Regions from separate parts of the Mus musculus genome. Here regions 1, 2, 3 and 4 are each linked to region 5. The links are chromatin loops, found by intact Hi-C in ENCODE. Cell type or tissue: heart. All regions are shown on one strand.

Region 1 (5,000 bases), 150 kb after region 5:
TTCCAAACAAACATTTCCTTCTGTAAACTGTTCTTGGTGTTGTATCACAGAAAGAGAAAAAGTCATGAGGAAACTGCCTCACCCTACCCTCTGCTCCTGGGTACAGAGAGTCTTCTTTCTTGGACCAGTCCTCCCTGGGGCTCCATCTTCTTGCCCCTCTCTCCTTGTGAAAACATTTACGCTGAAGTATTCCCGTTATGCTTTTATGAAATTAACTTATTTAAAAACAAAATATCTATCAACACCTTATTCTCTCTTTCTCTCTCTCTCTCTCTCTCTCTCTCTCTCTCTCTCTCTCTCTCTCCCTCCCTCTCTCTCTCTCTCTCTCTCTGAAACAGGATCTCACTATCTAACTGTAACTGTCCAGAGCCCATTATGTAGACCAGGCCTGCCTTAAATTCACAGAGATCTACCTACCTCTGCTCCCCAAGTACTGGGATTAAAGGCCATCATGTCTAGCTTATTAAACTTCCGATTGTAGAAATCCCCTTTTTAAACTAATAGCTCACTTTATTGATGGTTTCTTCCCCCACCTGGTATCACAGACCATCTTCTTGAACAAGCTGTCAGGACTGACTGGATCAATATCAACTTTCCGGAATAATAATTTTAAAAGGAACTTGTGTGTTTGCAAATACAGCAAGAATGTTTCAGCAGTGTATCACTTGACTTTCCAATATTAATATTTTATGTGCATGAATGTTTTTCTTGCATGCATGAAATGGAACATGTGAATGCCTGTTGGATTTTCTGGAACTGGGGTTACAGATGTGGACCGTAATGTAAGGGCTGGGAATTGAATGCAGGTTTTTTCTAAGAGCAACAAGTGCTCTTAAGTGCTGGCCTACCTCTCCAACTCTTCCAATATTAATATTAATTGACATTATTGATTGTTCTTTTCCATGTAAAACTTTTTGTCCCTTGACTGCTATCTTTACAGACAAACATGTTTGGTTTTCTTCTGCCCGGCGCCTCCCCCCTCACTGTGCCCACTAAATACTCGGCCTTATTTGGAGTTTCTCAAGGCTCTAAGACTGGTTCACTTCTCATCTAATTTTAAACACTTTTGGAGGCAGTTTTCTTCTCTGTCACTGGTTTCTCTTGGTGCCCCATTTGAATGTCTCGCAGAGGCATTTGAAGTAGGTTGTGTTTTTCAGACTCATGCTTGACTTGTCTGCGCCCAAAGCTGATGCTTCTGCCAGGAAATGACAGGAGAGCCATCTGCTCAGAACCAAGTTAGACCTTTATTTTTTTTTTTTATAAAGTATTCTTGCACATTTTCACCATATATATAATTGATCTATATTTTCCCCATTATTCTTTTATCCACTTTCTCCTGCCACGGCATGCCTTCTCGTCCCACAGTTTCCCCTCCTACTTTCACAGAGACTGGAGCCCGGGATTTGTGGGAAACTCGGAGGCTCTTCAGAAGCTCCCGTGTGACTTTGCCCTCACCACCAGGGCTGGCCAGCAAGCTCTGATCTGATGCCCGAGTCCTGCTTCTTCAGTGCTCATGCGGGGATGCTTCTTCAGCTCTACCTTTGTTCTAGCATTTGAGCAGCTATCTCGTTGAATCACTTATAAATCTGCATCCTTTCAGTCCCTTCATGGAGGTGGTTTATCCCGAGAGAACAGCTTTTAGCATCAGGTCACATGAGAAACTTGATAAGTATAATTAGCCGACTCCCTGGATGTCCTCAGAGCTTCTGATTTAATGGATCAGATCTGATGCTCAGGGATCTATGACATCAACAGGCACTGATGTTCCTGATAGTGTGGTCACAGGTTGATGCAGGGGACCCTTTTTCTAATCTTTTGCAAAATGTGCAGATTTCTGACTGAGAATGCAGAAGGTGAAAGGTCATGCAGAGAGGATGCAGTACTGTACGGATGTGGAGCCTTTCCTATCTCCCCTGTACCCACCAGGCTGATGTGAGCTACTCTCGACTCCCCTCATTTCCTTCAAGTTGTTCCAGTCTCCTCTCTTCCTTCTCTGAGGCTACTCCTTCCTATTGATTAATCTTTGAATAAGCTTGTCACCAACACTGTTGAGTATCATTAAATGACCACTTATTTCCCCAAGTGCTAATAATGGAACATGAATTCTTGAAATCAGTTCAATCCATATTTTGAACACTTTCAGCTTGGTTCAATAGGATCATGTGTTATTTGCTACTAGCGACATCTACTGGAAGAAGTTGGAAAGGCCAGCATATTGGTGATTTTTAAGAACACATGCTTCTCATATCAGGCTCCTGTCAGCAGGCTCTTGTGGCATCTGCAATAGTGTCTGGGTTTGGTAGTTGTTTATGAAGTGGATGCTCACAGTCATCCATTGGACGGAGCATAAGGTCCCCAAATGAAGGAGCCAGAGAAATACCCAGGGAGCTGAAGCCCCATAGAAGGAACATCAATATGAACTAACCACCAGTACCCTCAGAGCTCCTTGGAACTATACCACCAGTCAAAGAAAACACATGGTGGAACTTGTGGTTCTAGCTATATTTGTAGCGGAGGATGGCCTAGTCGGTCATCAATGGGAGGAGAGGCCCTTGGTCCTGTGAAGATTCTATGCCCCAGTATAGGGGAATGCCAGGCCAGGAACGGTAGTGGGTGGGATGGGGAGCAGGGGGAGGGGGGGAAGGGGTAGGGGATTTTTGGAGGGGAAACTAGGACAGGGGATAACATTTGAAATGTAAATAAAGAAAATATCCAATAAAAAAGAAAAAAAATTAGAAAAAAAAGAGAACACATGCTTCATTTGTTATTGCTGGCAAGATGGTTACCCTTTAATGGTGCTCATTGTCTTAGATACCAATCTTAAACTCTACAGATTCAGTCTTTTGTGAAAGAGCCTGAACTCAAAGTTCAGACACAGAGGAGAGCTTTGATGGGGCCCTTTGTCTTCCTGTGTGGCCAGGGGAGCCTTGCTGAGTGACCTGTTGCCTTCCTTTCCCTCCCTCAGCTGCTCAGGGGCTGCTTTTTGTGGATGATGTCAACAAAGGAGGTGCTTTGTCACAGTAGCATCTCCCACTACACAGTTCTGAGCAGATGCTCATCCTACTTCCAATGTGAGTTCAGCGTCTTTCTGTTCGTGCAAAGGTCTCCCTCTACAACAGATTCCCACAAAGAACAGAAATAAGAACTTTACACACATTAGATTTACTATTGCCTTGTTTTGATATAATATTTTAAAACCCTCCTCTGGAATGAATGATGTTCTAGACTCTATTTTATCCCATTTAAACTCATTTATTCTCATTCCGTCCTGGTCTGTTCTGGATAAGGCACAAAGCCTGGTGAACACACTTCACTCCTGTGCATCTTTACTTTCTGGCAAGGAAATAAGTCACTGATGTTTCCAACTTTGCTACCGTAATCTGTCGCCCCACACAACGCGGCATACCAGAGTTGTATCACCGTGGTTCTGTGTAGAATTGTGACCACAGTAGAGGGCAGCGCAGGCATACCTGCTTTATAGAAGAGCAGTAGAAATGAATGTGGCCAGTGGAAAAAAGCTATAGGAAGTATACTGCTTGTGTCCCTGGCTGGGGCAGCATTTCTAACCAGCAATTATGTAAACAGCTTCGTAACATGCAATCCTAGTGCACCTGGCTGGGTCAGGGTATACAGTATATTATTTCGTAAACACTACTTGTTGCTCTTCAATTAGAATTCCTCAGTTGGCAAATTCCGGGTGGTCTGTCAATAGTTACAGAAAGGAGTAAACCGTTAATGTAATGTTGTGAAAAACAGGAGTGACTCCAAAGAGTGGCTAGAGGAGAGGAGCTATGGGAAGTCAAGTAGGGGTCCAGCATCTTCCTTCCCTTTAGAACATGGGATGGGAAAAGCTAACATCTTCTTAATGGAAGAAGTAAAGAAGATGGTGGATGACTTGATAAGGGGTCAACAACTGTTGAATTCTAAGCAGCAAAGTGCCTGTTTAGGGAGCTGTAAGAGAAGTTAACTAAATCTGTCACAACTGGAAACCAGTAGATAAGTGTTAAAAACCTAAGACATCAGGAAAAGAGAATATGGGTGTGTCTTAGTCAGGGTTTCTATTCCTGCACAAACATCATGACCAAGAAGCAGTTGGGGAGGAAAAGGTTTATTCAGCTTACACTTTCCACATTGTTGTTGATCACCAAAGGAAGTCAGGACTGGAACTCAAGCAGGTCAGGAAGCAGGAGCTGATGCAGAAGCCATGGAGGGATGTTCCTTACTGACTTGCTTCCCCTGGCTTGCTCAGCTTGCTTTCTTGCAGAACCCAGGACTACCAACCCAGAGATTGGTCCCACCCAAAGGGGCCTTTCCCCCTTGATCACTAATTGAGAAAATGCCTTACAGTTGGGTCGCATGGAGGCATTTCCCCAACTGAAGCTCCTTTCTTTGTGATAACTCCAGCCTGTGTCAAATTGACACACAAAACCAGCCAGTACAGGGTGTATATTCTATAGCTTGTCTCCTGAGTGACACCTACTGAGGAGAATTGGGGCTGAAGAGGAAGACCTGTATCTGTATGCTTTTCTAGTTCCTCCCAGTATTTGATGAAACATTAAAAAAAAAACACAGAAAGAAGAGTTAGTACATTTTTATTTTTAAAATTTTTATAAGTATATATTCACCATTAATAAAGATGAACCATTTCCATGCACAACTCTCGACTCAGGAACCAGTCAAGCCTAGTATCTCCAAATTTGGAGAAGCCAGTATGTAAAGGTAAATAAAAAGATAATTTACTCTCCCAGCTGTGTCTCACGGTGGTGAGGGAAGCACAGCTGCTCTTAGCTTCAGTGGTCTCAAAGCAGGAACACAGAAGCTGTACACAGAGGGAGAACAGAGTGTCAACTGGCAAGGAAAGAGGCTCATCCTGTGAGTCTAGGATTCTGGCCTTGACCTTCCCACGTCAGGAGGCTGCCACCATCAGCCACAATGTCAGCATTTCTGTTTCCCGGATAGACCCTGGCAATCACACCTGTCTTAAGCCTCCACAGAGCAGA
Region 2 (5,000 bases), 110 kb before region 5:
TTAAGAAGAATATCAAAGAATACTAATTTTCACCGAAAATAACCATCAAATTAAGATAGTAAGAGATAACTATAGTATTCTGAATCTTGATGCCTAAAAAAGTAACCTTGCCATAAACGAGAAACAGTAACTGAAGAATGTCTGAGTTGAAAAGGGGAAATAAGGTAAAACCTATCAGGGTTTAATCCCTAATGGGAAACCTAAGTAGCAATGGCTAGAAGTCATGCATCAGGATGAAGCTAAACTAAGTGGATGAGATTATTTGGTTTTATATATTATGAGGTTATAGAAAAAGCCAATGGCATTAAGTCACAAACAGAAATGTACACATGAGTGAGAGAAGAAAAGGAAGACCCATCATGAATCTATAATACAGGACACAAGAAGGAATAGACTTCCATGTGCATGGAAGAAGCACCATTCATGCCACATAACTTTTCATTTAAGACTGTATCACACACTATTAGGTGCTCTGACATTCTATGAAACACTGTCTTGTTTAATAGACTCACATGATGCCCAAAGATAAATGATAAATCAGGGTTACAGAAGAAGACCTGGGTTTGATAACTGAATTATGGATCTTTATTTAAAAGTCATTTCAAAACTTTGAAAAGAAAGGGCTAGGGACAAAAGAAAAAGAAGTCTGCAACATTTAAGAAGTGTAAGGGAGCAATAAGACCCTTGATAGGTTATTTCTCTGCTGCTGCTGAAATCAACCCATTTAAACCAGATTAGATTAGATTAAAGACAGGTTTATTGGGAAGATGCTGTCCGGCAAATGGGTGAGTTCACTGGTGCCAAGGACTGAGGACAAGGAAGTTGCCATGGGGAAAGGGAGGGATAAGAGAGAGAAAGGAGAGAGAAGGGGAAAAAAGGAGAGGGAGAGGAAGAGGGGTGAGAAAGAGGGATGAGTGAGAGGGAGAGAACACATTTAAAAGTCTTGATAATGTATGGCTTACCTAGCTTATCCATACTTACCCCCAAAGGCCTTGACTTGGAATGACAGGATAATGTTATTTAATCTGTCCGTAAAGGAGGATTACTTGTCACTATAAATTAGCAGGACACACCACCCACAGTAGGCCCCTTTGAAATAAAGATTATTTTGAGACAAAGACACTTAAAAAGTGTCTTCTCACATTTTTACAATTTACTACAATGGTCAGCTTCTGATACAGATTATAGATCCTAAGAACTTCTTTGTGTCTTCATTTTTCAATATTCCAACATACAAGCAAAAATTACTAATTAAAAGTGTATGCTTCCATTCTGTTCACCTGCTGTTTTATGCCAATTTAATTGGGGTCTCACTGAGACCTTCAGAAGGTAAAGGGAAATTTTGCTTATCTTAAACCAATATTAGGAAGGACACACAAGAATGAAATTCAGAAAGTTTGACACATTATTTTGAAGGAAAATAACACTTCTGGGGGATCATCTGAGATTTTCTTTGTTTGGGTTTTTGTTGTTGTTTTGAGTCAGGGTTCATTGTGTAGTGCTGGCAATCCTCCCACCCTCTTACTTCTGGTTCCTTAGAACTGTAGTTATAAGAATGAGCCAAAGATTGACTTTGGAAGTATTTTTAGATTCAAGACTATATCACTTGAGTAAATACTCTTCCTTTGCACAAGGGAGTGAGAAATTTGTTCTAGAATCACAGCTCATATCCACAAGCTTATGTCTCTTATATAAAATTGATGGTTGCAGATAACCTATGCACATCCTCACAAACACTTAAAACTGTTTCTAGATTACATATATTTAAACCAATATAAACATGTTAGACTCTATTAGTAGGAAATAACCACAAGAAAAAGAGCATGTATGGGCCTGGAGAGATGGCTCAGTGGTTAAGAGTTCTTCCAAAGGTCCTGAGTTCAAATCCCAGCAATCACGTGGTGGCTCACAACCATCCGTAATGAGATCTGACGCCCTCATCTGGTGTGTCCAAAGAAAGCTACAGTGTACTTACATATAATAATAAATTAATCTTTTTTTTTAAAGTATCAAGGTGTTTACTGTTTAAAAAAAAAAGAGTGTGTATGTTTGATATAGATAATGACACAGGCCTTCCACTCAATACTTAGCTGAGGCTGGTCTGGAACTCTTGATCCTATAGCTTCTAGCTCCTAAGTCCCTAATACTGGGATTTCAAGAGTGTGGCACCAGGCTCAACTATAATATGGAACAGATTGTAAAAAAAAAAATTCTTTAACCCTGGTTGGTTGTCACCAAGGATGAGAAACAGTGGGTGAAGTTGCTAGGTTATGAAAATAGAGGCACACGTCGTATTTCCTGATTTGGCTTCCCGTCTATCCTTCTATGAGCAAGTATGGTTCTTGCCTTCCAGAGGGGAGCCACAAGTTGGGTGTTTAGATTTGAAAGAGATTTCTGACCCCTACTATCTTGAAACCCAATTCAGCTTCCCCTTTTCTCGGATTCTTAATTTGTAAGTTTTAGGGAAATCACAATTAGACTGCTGAAGAATTACTTCCAATATTTAGTTATATATGCAAATTCGCGGGCCACCATAAGAATTTTTATTCAGGCGTTCCTTTAAAACAGGTTACCAGTTTACCTGCAAACGCAAGGTTCTTAAAGATCGCAAAGTCTAGAAACCCCCTCAACAGGAATCACCTGAGACGGAAGTACTTTGCCCACGACAAAAATGGCTCCGCGTCGACGTCTCAGGAGCCTGCATGCAACATCCGCCCTTCTCTCGTCACATGACCAGAAACCTACTTCCGCTACGGCTCCTGGAAGGGGTCAGTCCTGGCCGTTCTCGCGTCTGTCCCGGCCCGTCGCGGCCGCTCCGCCGCTTCTTTGCCCGGGCGCCTCGGTGCGCTCGGTCAACGGCCTCTGCGAGCGCTCACCCGAGTGCCCCGGAGCCGGCGGGCGGCGACCCTCTCTCCGGGGACTCTCCAGCAGGCCCAGGGTGAGTGCTCTAGTCTCCCCAAGCAGGACTCCGGGCCTAGCGCCGCGGCAGTGACACCCCTCTCCAGACTGGGCGGAGCGGCCCCGGCCTTGGCCCGTCATCAGGTCCCTGCCCTGTAAATATTTGGGACCGGCTTCTTCACCGTTTCTACCTCCGCATCTTGTTCTGTGAAACAAAAATCGAATTTTACTGACAAAACGAAAAACACCTATTAGTTTGGGGTTAGGAAACGGAAGGAAGCCTGTGAGTTTGGATCTGGGCTTTTTCGGGCATCTCTTCCACGGGCCCAAGCACCTCGCAGTTTGACCTTGAGTCTGTCGCGTTTAAAAGTAACTCTTTGTTTTGTGTAAAATCCGTATAACTAAAGGCCTTTGGGAGACCCCGGGCTGGCCATAGCATCCTTGCTCGCTGGAGGCGTTGCGGGCTATACCCCCGCACCCCACGCTAAGCTGGGGTCCAGGTCCCCCATAGCCCCTGACCTCCATTTGCTAAAAACTTGTCATTGCAAAACAAACAAGCAAACAAAAACAAGAAACAAACAAACAAACCAGCGTCCCAGTCCCACTAGCTCAGGAGCAGGACGCATTTTCTGGGAAGAGCAACGCTGTCTCTGAATTGGTGGTGCTCTCTAATTCCAGAAGACTAAAACTTGTGCCCAATAATGCTAAGCAGGCCTCCCACGGGGAGCCAGTGAATGGGGATGCCCTTTTTCCCAGGTGAGAAACATTCCTTTCTCCCTCAGTCGCTTTGGCTACTAATGAGATTCCCCAAAGAAAAACCTTTAGGGAAAGTAGGACCATTGAGCCCTATTTAGTATTCTGAGCGCAACTAGATTGCTTGAGGAGGGGTGTGTATGTGTGTTTATATGTGGATAACGGGTTGTCTAATTTTTGGTTTCGAGGACCTGTGAATTGAGATAGCTCCTCAGTGGTGTCTCTGAGTACATGTTTTTTTACTGAACTACTGGAAGGAACTGTGTTAGCTCTCTTCCTGTCTGATAGGGCTGCCTCATTTTAGATTTACAAAGTTTCTTCTGTTACTCTCTCCTTGCTGTTGTGACATTTTTGTTGTTAATAGATACGGGGGGGGGGGGTCCCTTTAGTAGGTTTTTGGGTTGTTTATATAATTCTAGATGTGAGCCCCCTGCCATATGACTACCCAACAAAGATCCCGTAGAATCTCTCTACTCTTAATTTCTACAGAAAGTTTGTATGTTACATGATGCCAGTTCTTGCTGGTGTTTCCTCAGCCTCTCGGAGCCCTTTGCAGAAAGTCCTTGCCTGTGCCTGTGTATCTTCAAGGTTTTGACTCAGAGCTTCAGCAGTTCTTAGATTAGACCTTTGATTCACTGCGACTTAATTTTTTTAAATAGTTTTGGTTTTGTTACATATGTTTATATGCGTACAGCAAGTTTATGGTTCAAAGGTAGTGAATATTAATTAAGGGTAAATAGTCCCTTAAAAATAGATTTGTGTTTTTAAAAATGAAAGCCAACCTAAAGAAGAAATTGAGTGTAATGTACGGGACCCCGATGAAATTGGAAAACATTGCGGATGTTTGGGTGTGGCCTAGAAAGTGGAGCTGTGGTATCAGATAGGAGTCTGAAGGAGATTTATCTCAAGGTATACAACAAGCATGTAATGACCAAAGACGTGGGAGTAAAACCTTAGCCCCAAATTAAGTTTATTTGTTACCAAAGAATACCCAAAGTACCATAGTTTTAATGAGAAAGAAAAAATAATTAGGTCCTCCTCTGTTTTATTGAAACATACAATCTAAAAACTGAGGCAGTAGTATTGTCTTAATACAGTCCTCATTTTGTGGTAACCAACTATAAAATTATTACTGTTGTTAGTTCATAACTGCAATTTTGCTATTGTCATGAATTGTATTATAAATATCACAAAAGTGTCCAACCACTGTGGTAGTCACTCAACAACCATAGGGGTCGAGACCCTCGGGTTGAGAGCTGCTGCCTTACATGGTGACTGTCTGTTCTAAGACATCAAAATTTGGTACTTTTGAAATTCTTTGTTTATTAGTGTAAAGTTGTAAATCTTTG
Region 3 (5,000 bases), 51 kb before region 5:
TGACTGACCCAGGTCACAGTGGGCTGAACAGCAGACATAAGTGCGTGAGATGGGAAGAGAACTTTTTCTACCAAGAGTCCCTGCCATGCTAAGACAGAGCATGGAACCACTGAACGGGATCACAAAGAGACACTCAGGAATTGACCTGGAAGGTCTCCAAGCTGGAGATGAGTTTGAAACTAATCTCTGACAATGGAAAGCAAGCAAACTTAGCTCCTCCAATCTTTACCTTTGGCCTCACCTTAAGAGAAAACCAGAAAAAAAAATAAAAATAAAAAGGTAGCCAAATCATTTATCACTATGCAAATCACAACTCTGCGTAATGCTTTCGCAAGCCAGACTTATTTCCTGATGTTGTATCTTGTGTTCTTTGATCTGGGGACCAGGAAAAGCAAACAGAGAAACTTTTCTAATATAAATGACAGACAGAAAGCATGTTTATGGGGCTGATAACATAGCTCAGTGGGTAAATGTAGCTGCCACCAAACCTGGCAACCTGAGTGTGGTCCCCAGACCCCATATGCTGGAAGAAGAGAGCCAACAGCCCAAAGTTGTTCTCTGAACTCCACATGCATACACACAAAATAAAAAATCATGTAATTCTGAAAAAAAACTAAAGAGAGCATGGTTATGGGCTGGAGCCATAGCCACTTGGTAAACAGCCAAGCATGCCTGATGCCCAAGTTCCACGCCCAGCACTACGTAAACTGGGTGTGGCGGTGCAGGCCTGTAATTCCAGCACTCAGGCAGTGGGGGCAGGGAGATCAGAGGCCCAGAGTCATCTTTGGCTGCACAGCAATTTTGAGATCGGCCTGGGCTACAAGAGACCCCGTCTCAAACAAAACAAAGCCAGGCTAGCGAGAGCCCCTCATCTTGTGATTGTGAACATGGTCTGTAAATTTGCTGACCTGTCTCTGTGTGTTTGAGGCAAGAAACTGGACCCCATCATGTCAAGGTTCACACAAGAACACAAGGCAGAGAAAGCGTTGATGTCATTAAGGGAAAATGCCACTGATGGGATAAAAAGATTGAAAAGTAATCCTACACAAGATTCAAAAACCATAATTAGGGCATCGGTGCCTTTATTTACGAAGCTGTGCTTCCCAGCTGCTTGGAAAGGCTGTCCAGGTTGTACACCACACACTTACAGGAGCACAAAAAGTTCTATCAGTGTGGGGGCCTCCTGATGGCCGTTCCCTACGGGGGCAGAACACCTGGCTGAGACACAGATGTGAAAAACATCCAAGGAGGATAGCCCTCCCTGCCAAGCAAAGTGCATCTTTTCCACCCCTTATTTGTTCTCCCTAGCCTCATATGATGCATAGTTGAATGCTCAGTTGTGGTGTTAGAAGGCCGTGTGAAAGTAATTTTGACTCTGGTTTCTGTACTTTAAGAAGTGAAGCATACAGGCTTGGGCCATCTGATTCATCAAAGCCACATCTGGGTCACTAACTATGATGTACGCAAACTTAGAGCACAGCTTACATCTTCCTCAAAGCAAGCTGAAGAGAGAGAAAAAAAGAAAGAAAGGAAGAGAGAGAGAAGAGAGAAGGGAGAGAGAGAGAAGAGAGAGAGATGATTGGTAGGTAGGTAGGTAGGTAGATAGATAGATAGATAGATAGATAGATAGATAGATAGATAGATAGATAGATAGATAGAGGCAGAGGCAGAACACTTGCTACCTAACATAGGTATAGGTTCAGGCTTGAGCTTGCCAAAGGGACAGCCCATGTCTGAGTGATACTAGATAGAAAAAAATAAGTGGTCTTTATTGAAGATGTTTGTGGAGCAGGAGGCAGCCATTTGAATGTCCCCAGTACCACCTTCCAAAGCTTTCAGAAAATGAGGATGAAATTAGCAGCTCAGTTCAGAAGCCCAGCACTTTCTAGGAGCTCCCCTAAGGCTTTCTGATACTCTGGTGTTTGGATACAGACCTCAGACCCTGATCCCCATGGTGGTTTTCTTTCATCTGGAGAACAGAGTATTCATTCTAGTCTTGGGTCCCATTGTGGTCAGCACCTACTTTTTGGAATCAGTCTCTATCAACTAACTTCACTAACCCTGAACTGAGAAACTGGCATGTGAGTGTGTATGTGCACTCCACACACACATTCTCATTCTCTCTCTCCCTTCCACCCTCTCCTCTCTCCCACCCTCTCCTCTCCTCTCCCCCTTCCAGTTCCCCTCCCCCTCCCCCTCCCTCTCCCTCTTCCATTTCTTTCTCTGCTTCTGAGGCTTACAGGCTTAGGACTATGAAAAACTTCAGAATGAAACCAAAAAGAGACAAGAAAAGATAAGGATTCATTCCAAACTGTAGATGGACCCTCCAATTTGTCGTTTTAGCTCTTGGGAACCTGAGGCGGGAGGATTACCATTATGGCAACTGTGGGACTTTCTCTATAAAGCAAAGCAATCCTATTGATTCTCACTGAACTTGAGCCTGCAGGAAAGTATCCTGTGAACTGTGTTATAGACACAAGAGGGCAGTGTGTGCTAACCAGTCACCACTGTGGCTCAGGCTTTTCACTCTTCCTGGAATGTCTGGCTGCTCTCCCAGACCTAACAGGAATTGATAAAGAGCTTTTGGGACAGGCGTGGTTAGCCCCCTAGTCTAGTCACTGAGGCACAGTGTGAAGTCAGCATGTAGAGACGGCTTGCCAGGAATGGGGAGGAATGTGGACACTCAGATCCAGCCCAGGAGTCATCACTGAGATTGCCCTGTGCCAAGGTGTTCTAAAAGGTAGCTTTTGAGCCACAGAGAATCTGATGCCATTTGATCTTGGACTCTAAAACCTCCATTTAAAGAAAGTTGATCATTCACTGGAGGGGAATTGGTTTCTTGTTTGGTTGGATGGATTGGCTTTTGTGTTTTTTGAAAAGTTTCCTGTAGACCAGGCTAGTCTTGAACTCACTATGTTAACCAGGCTGTCCTTGAACTTCTGACATTCCATCCTCTACCACTGGAAGGGAAGTATCACAGACTGCCCTGACCACTAGAGAGGACCTGACCATGCACGTGTTGTGTGCTAGGCCAGGGCACAGAATGTAGTCCCATGCAAAGTCAAAGGCTGAGCCCCTCCTGGGGTGTAAATCCACAACCTCCGGCACATTTCCTTGCCCTCTCCCTTTCTGTGTGAGCCTTCCCAGACAGCAGGAACCATCATCTATTCTTACTTAGAGAGGAAATGTGAATCATATGGTCGGCTCTCTAATCATGGCTGCCAGCCATGTTTCTTCTCAAAGGTACCATCTGCTTTCCGTTTATCTGACTATCGAGTGGGGAGTCGTGGTTCCAACACCCCCATCGAGGGTGTGTAGCTGAAGAGAGGGCTGTGCAGGCCATCTGATACCTCTAACTTGGCCTCGTCTCACTCACTGATTTGGGGTTCCCAGCAAACAATGCACAGCCCTGCCCATTGGAGCCCTCCTCAGTCTCTTCAGCCAGAAGCAAGCTCTGGCTCCTTTTAATCCCCCAACCCATCTCCCAGTTGCAGGAACCACAAATGGCCTAAGTACTGGACCATATCACTGTGTTTTATTTCACTCTCAGATTTTCAATATTCTAGTACTATTTTTTTAATGGAAATTCAAGAAAGAACAGAAACAACTGTTTAGCAAGCAAGCCTCACCACACACATGTATACACACACACACACACACACACACACACACACACACACACATACACACACACACCACATGCATGAATGCACACACACACTATGAGATGGTGACACATATGTGCCCATCTCATAAAAGGACACTTTCTTTTGGTTGTAAATATATCACTAACATTGGTGAATATCAATGTTTAATGAGCATCTCCAGAGGAGTTCAAGGTCCTTATATCCTGGAAACAAAGAACTGGACAAAGATACATGAATTGTTGGCAGCCGAGAGCATTGTTTTCTGAATCAGGCTTATATTCATAGACTGCTGTCAGCTTTGGTCAAAGCAACTTCTTTCTGCAATGAGCAGCAGTAACTGTAGAGTAGTGGCTGTCAACCTGTGGGTCAGGATCCCTTTGGGATGGGACGACCCTTCCACAGGGGTTGCCTATCAGGACTTTACAGTACGATTCAGAACAGTAGCAAAATTATAATTCTCAAGTAGCAAAGAAATACTTTCATGATTGGGAGTCACGACAGGAAGACTGTGTTAAAGGGTTGCAGCACTAGGAAGGTTGAGAGCTACTGCTACAGAGCCTTATGATCTTAGTTAGGGTTTCTCCTGCTGACATAAAAACACCATGACTAAAGGCAGCTCGGGAAGGAAAAGGTTTGCTTTGCTTACACGGTCATATCACAGTTCATTACTGAAGAAAGAAAGTCAGGGCAGGAACTCAAGGCAGGAACTGAAGCAGAAACCACAAAGGAGTTGCTTATTGGCTTGCTCCTCATGAATTGCTCGGCCTGCTGTTTTTATACAACTGAGGGCTACCTGCCGGAGGGTGGCGCCATCTACACTGAGGTGAATCCTCCTACATGCTCCATCAGTGATGAAAATGCCCCACCGACTTGCCTATAAGGCAATCTTATAGCGGGATAGTCTCAACTGAGACAATATTCTCACATATGTCTGGGTTTGTGTCAAACTGACAAACAAAACAAAACAAAAACAAAAACAAAAACAAGCCAACCAGCACACTTACTGTTGATAAAGATAATGAGCGTGGGTGATAATTAAATGCCTCCAGGTTCCTTGAGGGCAATTAAATCCCACCCTGTGCTGGTGGTGTACAGTCACTCCAGAGTGTCTTGACGTGACCCATAGCTTGAATGAACTCCTCCAAGGTTCGGGGGACATGATGAAAACAAGGGAGAAAACAATTTAAATGCCAGAGGAGGGGGTGGGATGTTGGGGACCCTGTCCTCTAAGTACAATCTGTCTGTTCTGATCTTGAATTCATAGTAAGTATGAATACCTGAACAAGATTGGCAGAAGACTGGACCAATCAACCTCCCATCCTGAGGCAGCGGGGAAGAGTGCTCATGAGGACC
Region 4 (5,000 bases), 130 kb after region 5:
GTATCAGAGTAATACTGGTCTCATAGAATGAGTTTGGAAGTGCTACTTTCCTTTCTGTTTTAGGGACCAGTTTGAGGAGTGTTGATGCCAGTTCCTGACAAATCTGGCAGAATTCTGCAGTGAGTCCATATGGTCCTTGGCCATTCTTCATCGGGAGGCTCTTTGTTAATCTTCCATCTTGTTGCTCATTATAGACCTGCTTTAGTTGCTTATAGCTTCTTCCTTTAATTTGGCATCTAGGATTTTATCCATTTCATCTAGATTTTCTAGTTGTACCATGTTCTGATCATTCCAGCAGGCAAGGAAAACTGGGGGGAGGGGGGGGCAAAACTAAATGTAGTCAAAATTAGAGTCACATATTATCATTTTAAACTGTTAAATAAGACAGCTTGAAACTTTCCAACACAGCATTGATCAGTAATTGTGAGCATCACACTCCTCCCAACCCCACCCCAGAGTAATCTTAACCAAGTCCTGAGAAAGTGGATGAAAGCAGAAATACAGTTTGATTGTTTCCCGAGGGCAATATTGAACATAGTGAATGCTCTTCAGAGGGACAGGAAGGGTAAGTAAGAATGTCTTGTTGCTTCAGATTTAGCTAGTGAAGAAAGAAACAGTAAATCTCTACATTTCTGCTATGATGCATGCAATTTTACTTGAATATTAAAGGGCCAGCAGAGAACGTCTATTTATTGGAAAATACACAAAAAGTGGGGGGGGGGCGCCATATTTTCTATGGAGAAGCTTTCCAAGGCTATTCCAGAATATTCCAGTCGACTATCACATAGCCCAGTGTGAAGGCTGTCAGAGCCACTCTGGGGGAGTGGGAATTAACATTAGTCTATCTTGTTAAACCAGAGAGCAAATAGTCTTCTAGTTTGCTAACATCCAGGCTCTGATATAAAAGAATAATGGCATGGGCTGGAGAAATGCCTTATCAGTTAAGAATAGTGACTCACTGAATTTTTTTTCCCTTTGTCTGTTGTGACAGTTTGGCTAGGCTGGATCAAACTTGTAATCCTCTGGCCTTAGCTTCCTGAGAGTTGGGCTTATAGCTCTGCTCCAGCACCCTTAATTTACCATACTTGATCCAGCTCTGGGAAGTGTGCATATCTTTCCCTTTTAAGATTTGAAACAGACTAACAGTATTTGGTGTCTCTAAATCCACAGGCTGGAAAGGGGCTAAGGAAGCCCTTTTTTCCCCTTTGTTCCTTCCTTTTGCAGATGGTAAAACTCAGGCTCAAAAATCTGGTGTCAAATAAAAGGAAATCTGGATTTAGAGAGAGGCTTTATTTGAAAGATAGACGGTTGCAATAGGATGAAGACATCAGAGAAATTGACAAGTATTCAAAAATCAAAGGGAAACAGGATTTTCTTTCATGGGGCAAAGGAGGGGCGAGCAGAGATGAGCAGAATCAGCAGAGGAAGCTGGACAATAGAGGGGAAAGGCTTGCTGAGGATGGACAGGAAGCTATTCCACTGTGGCAGCCAGTTGCCAGAAAGAGCTGATAAGCGCACATTCCACAACTGTGTGCTGGCTCAGGGTTGGGACCTCAGAGCTTGAGGGCAGTGAGAAATAGCCTGTCAGGGTTTGGACAACTCTTAACAGAGAGGGTGAATGGGAACCGTGGACCCTTGCTGTCTGTGTAGCACACCAGCGATCTTCAGCCTAGAATTTCCTAATCTGTAGTCTCCTCTCACTCTGATGGTGACTTAGTCTTGTGCCAATTCAGAAAGTCTAGCAAAAATGACGTCCCTCCCCTTGCCTCAGTGTTTCCTTTCGTCTCTGTGACATCGTTTCATGAAATGCCCTCAAGGTCCCTGAAAGGACTGCTCTCAAGAACTCTCTCTGCAGGATTTCTTATTGTGTGTGTGTCAGATCTTTCTCTTCTGTGTTTATTTACTAAGGGATTTCAGCTTCTTTACGGAAAGGTATGTTGGTAAACTTTACAGTCGCCTTGCCTAAACTGGTAATGCTGGCATACAACTGTAATCCCTGAACTTTGGGAGGATGAAATGGGTTGTCATGAGTTCAAGGACAGTTAGGGCTAGAGAGAAAGACCCTCTCAGAAACTAACTGAACCCATGAGATCGCTCAACACTTGCCGTACACTCCTGCTGACCTAAGCTTGAGCTCTGGGAAGAGTTCTGCAATCCCAGTGCTTTTACAGTGAGGTGAGAGGCAGGCAGAGGCAGGAGAATCTCTTTCAAGTTTTTAGACCAGCTAATGTGAAGTAGAGTGTTTGCAGAGTGGCAGGTCTCAAGAAAGACCCTGAGTCAGTAAGGCTGGAGGCAGGAAATGTTTCCTTAAAGGTCCTCTGACTTTTCCATATATGCTGTGCATGTCACACACACATACATGCACACACACAACACCACCACCACCTCTAATAATAATAATAATAATAATAATAATAATAATAATAACAACAGTAACAACAACGATAACAGCGAACAACAACAATGTAAAACAACAAACAAACAAAACAAAAAACCCCATTCATCTTAGTAGGGAAAGTTTTGATAAATTGACTTATAGTTTTACTACACTATCATAAGAATTATGTAAAAACAATGTTTAGTTCCAGTCTAACCCTAACTTTAATATCATGGTTCTCAATCAGGGTTTTTTGTTTGTTTGCATTTTCATTTTCATGGCAATATCTGAAGACACACTTGTCATGACCAGGCACATGCTGGCCTCTAGTGGTTTATAGTGATTGATTGTATGGTTCTTCCTCTCTCAGGACAGCAAACAGCCCTCACAACAAAGCCTTCTCCAGACAGAATGCCAGTGTGTGAGGATAGGAGACACTGACTTCAGTCCTGATCTGACTGGGCACATGTTTGTAGCTATCCAGCACATCCCTAGGACAAACTCATTTTATGACATACACTGTACGTTTACTAATAATGTGCTCCTTGCTCTGAGCTGGGCACGCAATTCGTGACTTTCCTATAGTTCTGGCTTGCTTTCTTAAAAATGTGGCTTAAATGTAGGAGGCCTGATGTCAGCAGCAGATCTATTTGGTTTTGCCTAAAAAGTTGACACTAATCAGGGTTCTTGGTATTACAAAGAGACTAAAGAATATTTGAATCAGAAGGTTTTAGCTAGTTGCTTTTCTGCACATTCCCCGGAGATGACAGCATTTTATGGGATAGAAGAGGGTCTCCTTCCTTATCTCTAGAAGCCAGTACTTAGGATGCTAATGAGTTTAGTAGGAACTGAATTCTAAAATGGGATTCTAGGAGTCAAGTGACTAAGAAAGGAAAGCCAGAGTACCAATGCAACAATGGGCCCTGACAATGTCAATAGCTAGAGGGGTGTGGCACAACTTGACATTAAAATAAATAACTTCAAAGCTTCATTTGATGTCAGGAAAACACGTGCAATGCCGGGTTGCTTCAAAGGCGGCTCCTAGCTCTGCCTTCTCTTCCTTTAGAGCTCGATGTGTATCAGATCACATAACTGTGTCTGCGCCTGCATCTCCAGCTACCTACCACAGACTCCTTTAAAAATTATCTCAAAGGTGACAAAACGTGAGGAATAGAATATCTTGGGAATAGAAAGACTGTACGGGCAAGTATGTAAACAACTTCCTAACTATGGCTCTTCTGATGGACATTAACCAAGCTGAACTCAGGAGGGGCTTGAAGAGTCAGTCCAGCATCTAGCTGGAAACCTTCAGTCCTGAAAGCCCTTTTTGAGGCCACCATAGGTCACTCAATGTCTCCACCTGTTTCCTGTGAGATAAAATGAGTATCAGTTATCCGGCTGTAAGGAAGTAAGGATAAAGTGGTCACCAGTGGACTCCAGGGTACATGATAAACAGCCAGTTGCGCAGACATCCGTGTTTACGCTCTGACTGCCCCGCCCTCTTATGTGGGGCCTCTCCGGTCCCCTGTACTCCTCTGCAACCATGGGGATGACCGAAGATCGCTCGCTGACTGATAGAACTGTGTTCTTGGTCCTTACCAATGACAATGGCATATAAGTGTGATATCACGAGAGGCTTTTATTTTTTTAGAGTTAGGGAAGCAAAAGTTCCAGGGATGTGTCTGATGAGGAGGTCTTAGGACAGGGCCGTCCTTTGGAGACTTTAAACTGGAGACGAAGCATCAACAGACATTGCTAAGTAAGCCTGGGCTTTGTGCTGCTGGCAGGAGCTCCTTCCCATGTTGCTGATGACACAGAACCTTATTTTAACGAGTATTTAAATGTGAATAAAAAGCTTTTGGGGGTGAAGATTTACAGAACAGGTAGACCCCTTAGTCATTTATGTATTTATTTATGCATTTATGTATTTACGTATTTATTTACAATCCAGCTGTTGCTCCCCTACCTGGTCCCGTCCTCACACAGCTCCTTATTCCATCCCTCCCTCCCATCTCTGAGAGAGTGCTCCCCCACCACAAGGCCTCTCCCTTCCTTGAGCCTCAAGTCTCTCTAGGATTAGGCACATCTTCTCCTACTGAGGCCAGACCAGGCAGTCTTCTGCTAGATACGTGTCGGGGGCCTTGGAACAGCTTGTGTTTGCTGCCTACTTGGTGGCTTAGTGTCTGAAAGCTTCCAGAGGTCCAGGTTCATTCTTAAACATTATTCTAGAAGCGAACATTGGCTCAGCATCAGTATCCTAACTTAATTTAAGTATCACCTATCTAGGCATGCCTATTTGATTTTAACACCTTTTTTTCCCCCAGAAAGAGAACTGCCCGACATCTAAAGAAGCTTGAGTCTTTCTAGGGGATTAGAGAGATGGCTCAGTGATTGAGAGGGCTGCTTGCTTCCGCAAAAGATCTAAGTTCAGGTCCCAGCACCTATGTCAAGTGGCTCACAGCATTGGTAACTCCAGGTCCAGGGGGTCTAATACTCTCTCTGGCCTCTGAAGGCACTTGTATGCATGTGCACATGCACACACACACACAGACATACACACAAACACAATGCACATACATGCACACAAGCATTCATGTAAACACACAAATAATAATATTTTTAG
Region 5 (5,000 bases):
ACCACAGGAGAGATGAACAACCCAGAATGCAGACAAATGATAAGTGAGCCTGGCAAAAATAGAAGCCGAAGGCTGTGGGAGGGGCGATGTGGGGGAAGAGGTGTGGGAGGCTTTTGCCGGGAACCTGTAAGAGACAGTGGTGCTGTCCTCTCCTCAGAGAGGGGCCAGCAGTTTTGTTCTGTTCTGATAGGCCACCATTCTGCATGCCTTCCTCTCTTGGTTAGCCTGGGACCTTGACAGAAGGTGGCTCACGGGATCATAAGTCTAGGTTTTGTTAAAATACACTAGAGCTTACTTAGTCTCCCATTGGCCAATGGTGAGATGATGTCAGCAATGACATCATTGATTTATAGGGACACTTAAAAAACTGTGATCGCGATGGGAAGATGAAATGCGACCAATAGGGATTCATCAATAGGGGATCTTGGAAATTCAGAAGTAAAGGCAAGGAATAAAATATGTATCTTGTCTTTTTGATGCATACTTAGTAGATGCGGGTATGGTCTTCTGATTGGTTGGTTGGTTGATTGACTCACTGATGCAGCTTCTTACCACGTAGTCCCTGCTGGCCTGGAACGTGCTGTATGTGTAAACTGGGCTGGTCTTGACTTCACAGAGTCCCATCTGCTTCTGCCTCCTGAGTGCTAGTGTTAAAGGGACCACGTCAGGTTTGCTTTTTTGTCTACTTTTTTTTTTAGATTCATTTATTTATATGAATATACTGTAGCTGTCTTCAGACACACCAAAAGAGGACATCAGATTCCATTACAGATGGTTGTGAGCTATCATGTGGCTGCTGGGAATTGAACTCAGGACCTCTGGAAGAGCAGCCAGTACTTTTAACTGCTGAGCCATCTCTCCAACCCATTTTTTTTTTTTTTGGTCTATTTTAATGGAAATATTTCAGCTAAAATAATAAAGAATTGGATATGACAGAACCAGAATATCACTGTCAATGACTGCTAACATCACGACAACACCCCTGTGATGTGCCTCCCAATGGAAAAACATGCTATTGCCCAAACTGAACCAGATACAAATAAACTAGACTTAACCTCGTATTTGTAGACGATGGAGAGGACGGGGATATGCTAAATGTCACAATGAGAGGAGAGAGTGTGAGCAGAGAGAGACGGCAGGAGACATACCACCTGGTTCCCCCGCTCTAGAGGCTGAGAGATTCTAGGGTCTGAGAGAATGGAGCTGATACATGAAGTAGGCTAAAGTCTCACACAGAGCCAACTTTATTTGGAGCATCTGACAATTTATACTCTGAGGGTTAAGAGGAGTCACGTGACTTAAGCGTACAGTCACAGGGCAAGCAGCACTTGGAGGGCAAGCTGGAGAGGTGAGAACACACGTTTCCACGGAGGCACAGGAACAGATAACAATGAGCCATGTGAAGTAAACTCAGTTCTATCTGCTACACCTGGAAGGAGAATGGAAAATGTATCCCCAAGGACAAGTTACTTGGAGTTTTCTCACAAGCACTCAGAAATCTCTTCATGGGACCCCATTCTTGGACTGTCAATACCTGACTACAGTTGTACACTAACCGGTCAAGGGAAAGTAGTAATTAAAAAAAAATAATGATCTGAGCACTAACTTCAACAGCGGCAGGACATTTGATGACTGTCAAAGAATTAGTCCTAACTTTCTCTGTATGCTAGCTGTACTGTAGTTACATGAGAGGGAGGGGAGGAAAGAAAAGGAGAGATGAGAGAGAGAGAGAGAGAGAGAGAGAGAGAGAGAGAGAGAGAGAGAGAGGGAGGGGGAGGGAGGGGGGAAGGAAAAGGGGGAGAGGAAGAGGGAGTTTTTACTTTTCTTGGGCTAGGGATAAAACCAGGGCCTGCCTATACATAGTAACCACTCTGCCTTTGAGCTACAGTCTCAGTCCTGAAATATATATATATATATATTAGTAATAAGTGGGTTTATTTTAAGATAAATATGATATTGGGCAAGGGGATCAATAAAGCAAGAAGAGACATGAGCTGATAGTTGTTGAAGATGAACTCTGGATCCTAGGGATAGTTAAATTTCTCATGTAGGAAACAGTTCAGAAACACTAGCCATCCTATCTGCCCCCCTTTAATAATAATGCCATTTACTATTATAATAATGTTAAGTTAACCCGATGGTTCCCCGGGGCTGACTCAGCATTTTCAGCTAGGAAACTTGAATTCTCCTCTTGTGAAAACTACTCCATTTGCAGTGGGGGCTGGGACAGTATTCGGTAACTCAGTTTTTGAGCCTCCCCACACTCCTTTGAGAAATGAAGGTACAGATGGTTTCTCATACCTTACCGCAGGAGTTCTCTACCTTCCTAATGCTGCTGCGACCCTTTAATACAGTTCCTCACGTTGTGGTGACCCCCCACCACAAAATTATTTCCATTGGTACTCCATACCTGTAATTTTGCTACTGTTATGAATAGTAATGTAAATTGTGTTCCCCGATGGTCTTAGGTGACCCCTCTGAGAGGGTTGTTCAACACCCCCACCCCCACCCGAACCAGTGTCTTAGGGGCTAGCAGTGATTTCCTGCAGCCTCAAAAGGTGGGTGTTGCAGTTGGACTATGTTGGAACTCTGGCTTCGGCAGGTAAATACCGTCGTAAATTTATCCCAGTGCACCATACAAATTTAAGTCTAGAGTAGCGGAGTGAATGGGGATGACTTGGAAGAAGGCGACTAGGCTAGATTCTGTAAGGGAAGAATTTGGAGTGTCTCCTAAAGCAGCGGGAAGCTGCCGGGAACATTTCTGCCTGGAGGAAGATAGCCTGCTTACACGAAGCTCTTTGCACGTACAGGCACCCAGCGGATAAGGGCTGTAATTTATTGACACCATTGTGTCTTCTCTACCCCGCCCAGCTCCGACCCTTGCCGCAGCGTGGCCGCAGTGACTCCTCCCGGCCAGCAGAGGGCGCCAGCCTGCACTTGGCCCCCGGCTGCCCGAGGCCGGTCTCCTCTTGCCGCTCCCCCCGCCCCCCACCTCGTCTTTCCCCCTTAGGAGAAGTCGGGAAGGTGGCAGCGGCGGCGGTGGCGGTTGTCCCGCCCGGCCGGTTGGTGTGACCGGTCGGCGCGTGCTGCGCAGCTTCCTCGCCTTGTCCTGCCCGGCGGAGCCGAGCGGAGGCCGAGACCGGAGTCCGCGAGGGCGGAGGCGGCGGCGGCCAGGGCGGCCCGTGGGAAGGGAGCGCGGGGCCCCGGCAGCGCCGCCGGCTCCCGGCCCTGCCGGCCTCCTCGGTCGGAGCCGCGGCCATGGCGGCCAGCGCGAAGCGGAAGCAGGAGGAGAAGCACCTGAAGATGCTGCGGGACATGACGGGGCTGCCGCACAACCGCAAGTGTTTCGACTGCGACCAGCGCGGCCCCACCTACGTGAACATGACGGTCGGCTCGTTCGTGTGCACCTCCTGCTCCGGCAGCCTGTGAGTGCGGACGGGGGTCGTGGGTACCGGGCCGTGGCGGCGGGGCCCGTTGGGGATGCGGCCAGCCTAGGCCTTGGGGGCCGGAGATGCTCTTGCTCTTTGGCCGGGCGAGGGTCCAGCCTTGGGGTGGCCGGCGTGGGTGGGGCGTGGGTGGGGTCGGGGTCAGCCAGCGGCCGGCCCGGCGGAGCATCCCGGCTTCCCGCCGCTCAGCGGGCGTGGCCGCGCCTCGGGGGGCGCAGGCGGGGAGCATCCCCGGGAGGGCGGTGCGGGGCCTTTGTGCGACCCGCAGCTCCGTGGTTGGGGGGCCCGGCCTCTGCTCGGTGCCGCGGAGCTGGTGGGGAGGGTGAGAGCAGGGACGCAGAAAGCTGGGGATCTTCCTCCGGTCCACAGCACTCAGGTAGCTGGGGCGTGTTGGGGGCGGGCGGGGGGCGTTAATAGGTCTTGATGGCTGAGGTGTGAATCCCAGGAGAAAAGTTCTCCCTAGAGGATTAATTACGTGAGGCGGGGAGGCAGCAAAAGCACGAGGGTTGTGGCTGCATGGCTCCAAGTGTCCTCAGTTGGGGAAAGTTTTACTGGAAAAGGGTAATCAGGAGTTGTGCGCTTCAAAATAAGGATGGAGCTCGATGAGATTTCTGTATCAGAACCCAAGTGTCCTATCTGTCTGGAGAAATGGGGACTGGGAAGACAATATTGAGAAAGGAGATGGAGGTGACCGCCTGAAATTACTCAGATGGCATGTCTAGGCCTCTCTGTTTAAGCTGTGTTGTGATGGGAATTTTTGTTCTTGTGAAATTTCACTTGGAAAGGTTGCAGGTGACTCTGGAACTGATTAGATGCAATTATTTTCTGGTTATCTTGAATTCAATGCATTTTTAATGATCTGGTAGTTAATATTCCTTGGGTCTTAAAAAATATTACCGTGCATGTCGCAGTGTGGGGACACGTGTGCATGTTTTGTATACCTGGGTTCACTTTTACAGGCTGAACCTTTTCCTGGGCCCTCCCAAAATTTTTTATTATATTAATAGCAATGTACATAACACGTAGGAAATTTTGTAAAAAGTTGAAGGATGTTGACATGGCCAATAATTCACTATTCCCCCAGACACCCTTCCATTTTGAATTTGGGCAAGGAGGCATCTTTGGTTCTTCATGAGTATAACATTATTTTGGGTGGTTCCTATTCAGTTTTTGGATGAGCTTTAGTTAGGGTGTGGTGATAAATAAATGCCTTGTCTCAGCATTTACATTCTAATGGAGACAGTGGATATACGTAAGAAAGACCAGTGTCTGGGTTCTGTGTTCAGCTTTGGAGTAGTTCGGTAAGAGGGTCCTAGAGGTTACTTTCAGGGTTATAGTTAGGAAACACTCTGAATTTTCCACAGCTGCATGTGTGGTTAATGGCTTTCATTTATAAATGAAAATTAGGATGTTAAAGTCACTTATGTTAGGCAACTTTGGTGAAGCTAATAGTTCAATTTATTTAAAGTGTACTTTATTTACTCTTAAAAAAAGATTTATTTATTTATATGTATATGAGTACACTGTCACTGTCTTCAGACACACCAGAAGAGG

The links. Peaks named below come from ENCODE experiments on the same cell type or tissue, not always from the same donor. Only the 100,000 strongest peaks of a DNase experiment are listed, where the experiment ranks them.
Region 1: it touches region 5 in a loop (7-fold over the local background); 9 of 42 quality-filtered maps call a loop at or near these places.
Region 2: it touches region 5 in a loop (2.5-fold over the local background); 5 of 42 quality-filtered maps call a loop at or near these places.
Region 3: a loop joins it to region 5, with 3 times the contacts of the local background. A loop is called at or near these places in 12 of 42 quality-filtered maps.
Region 4: it touches region 5 in a loop (2.5-fold over the local background); 9 of 42 quality-filtered maps call a loop at or near these places.

What each region holds. Positions count from the first base shown.
Region 1 is chr1:82,985,783-82,990,782 of GRCm38, forward strand. No RefSeq gene overlaps it. Among named protein-coding and RNA genes, the nearest start is that of Slc19a3, 50 kb to the right of the region's middle. In heart, a CTCF peak has its summit at 2,185 (motif pointing left); no DNase peak of the experiment used is centred here.
Region 2 is chr1:82,722,147-82,727,146 of GRCm38, forward strand. Mff (mitochondrial fission factor) reads left to right here and starts at 2,744. Exons shown (of 9, transcript NM_029409.3): 1 at 2,744-2,938. C430014B12Rik (a long non-coding RNA gene) reads right to left here and starts at 3,775. Exons shown (of 4, transcript XR_865578.3): 1 at 2,641-3,775. In heart, no CTCF peak of the experiment used is centred here; a DNase peak (open chromatin) is centred at 2,745; H3K4me3 peaks cover 1,911 bases; H3K27ac peaks cover 1,531 bases; H3K27me3 peaks cover 396 bases.
Region 3 is chr1:82,785,042-82,790,041 of GRCm38, forward strand. No RefSeq gene overlaps it. Among named protein-coding and RNA genes, the nearest start is that of Tm4sf20, 19 kb to the left of the region's middle. In heart, a CTCF peak has its summit at 2,483 (motif pointing right); a DNase peak (open chromatin) is centred at 2,570; H3K27me3 peaks cover 40 bases.
Region 4 is chr1:82,970,738-82,975,737 of GRCm38, forward strand. No RefSeq gene overlaps it. Among named protein-coding and RNA genes, the nearest start is that of Slc19a3, 65 kb to the right of the region's middle. In heart, a CTCF peak has its summit at 2,707 (motif pointing left); no DNase peak of the experiment used is centred here; H3K4me3 peaks cover 293 bases; H3K27ac peaks cover 4,355 bases.
Region 5 is chr1:82,836,465-82,841,464 of GRCm38, forward strand. Agfg1 (ArfGAP with FG repeats 1) reads left to right here and starts at 2,996. Exons shown (of 13, transcript NM_001368850.1): 1 at 2,996-3,425. The coding sequence starts at 3,259. In heart, no CTCF peak of the experiment used is centred here; a DNase peak (open chromatin) is centred at 2,927; H3K4me3 peaks cover 2,450 bases; H3K27ac peaks cover 2,096 bases.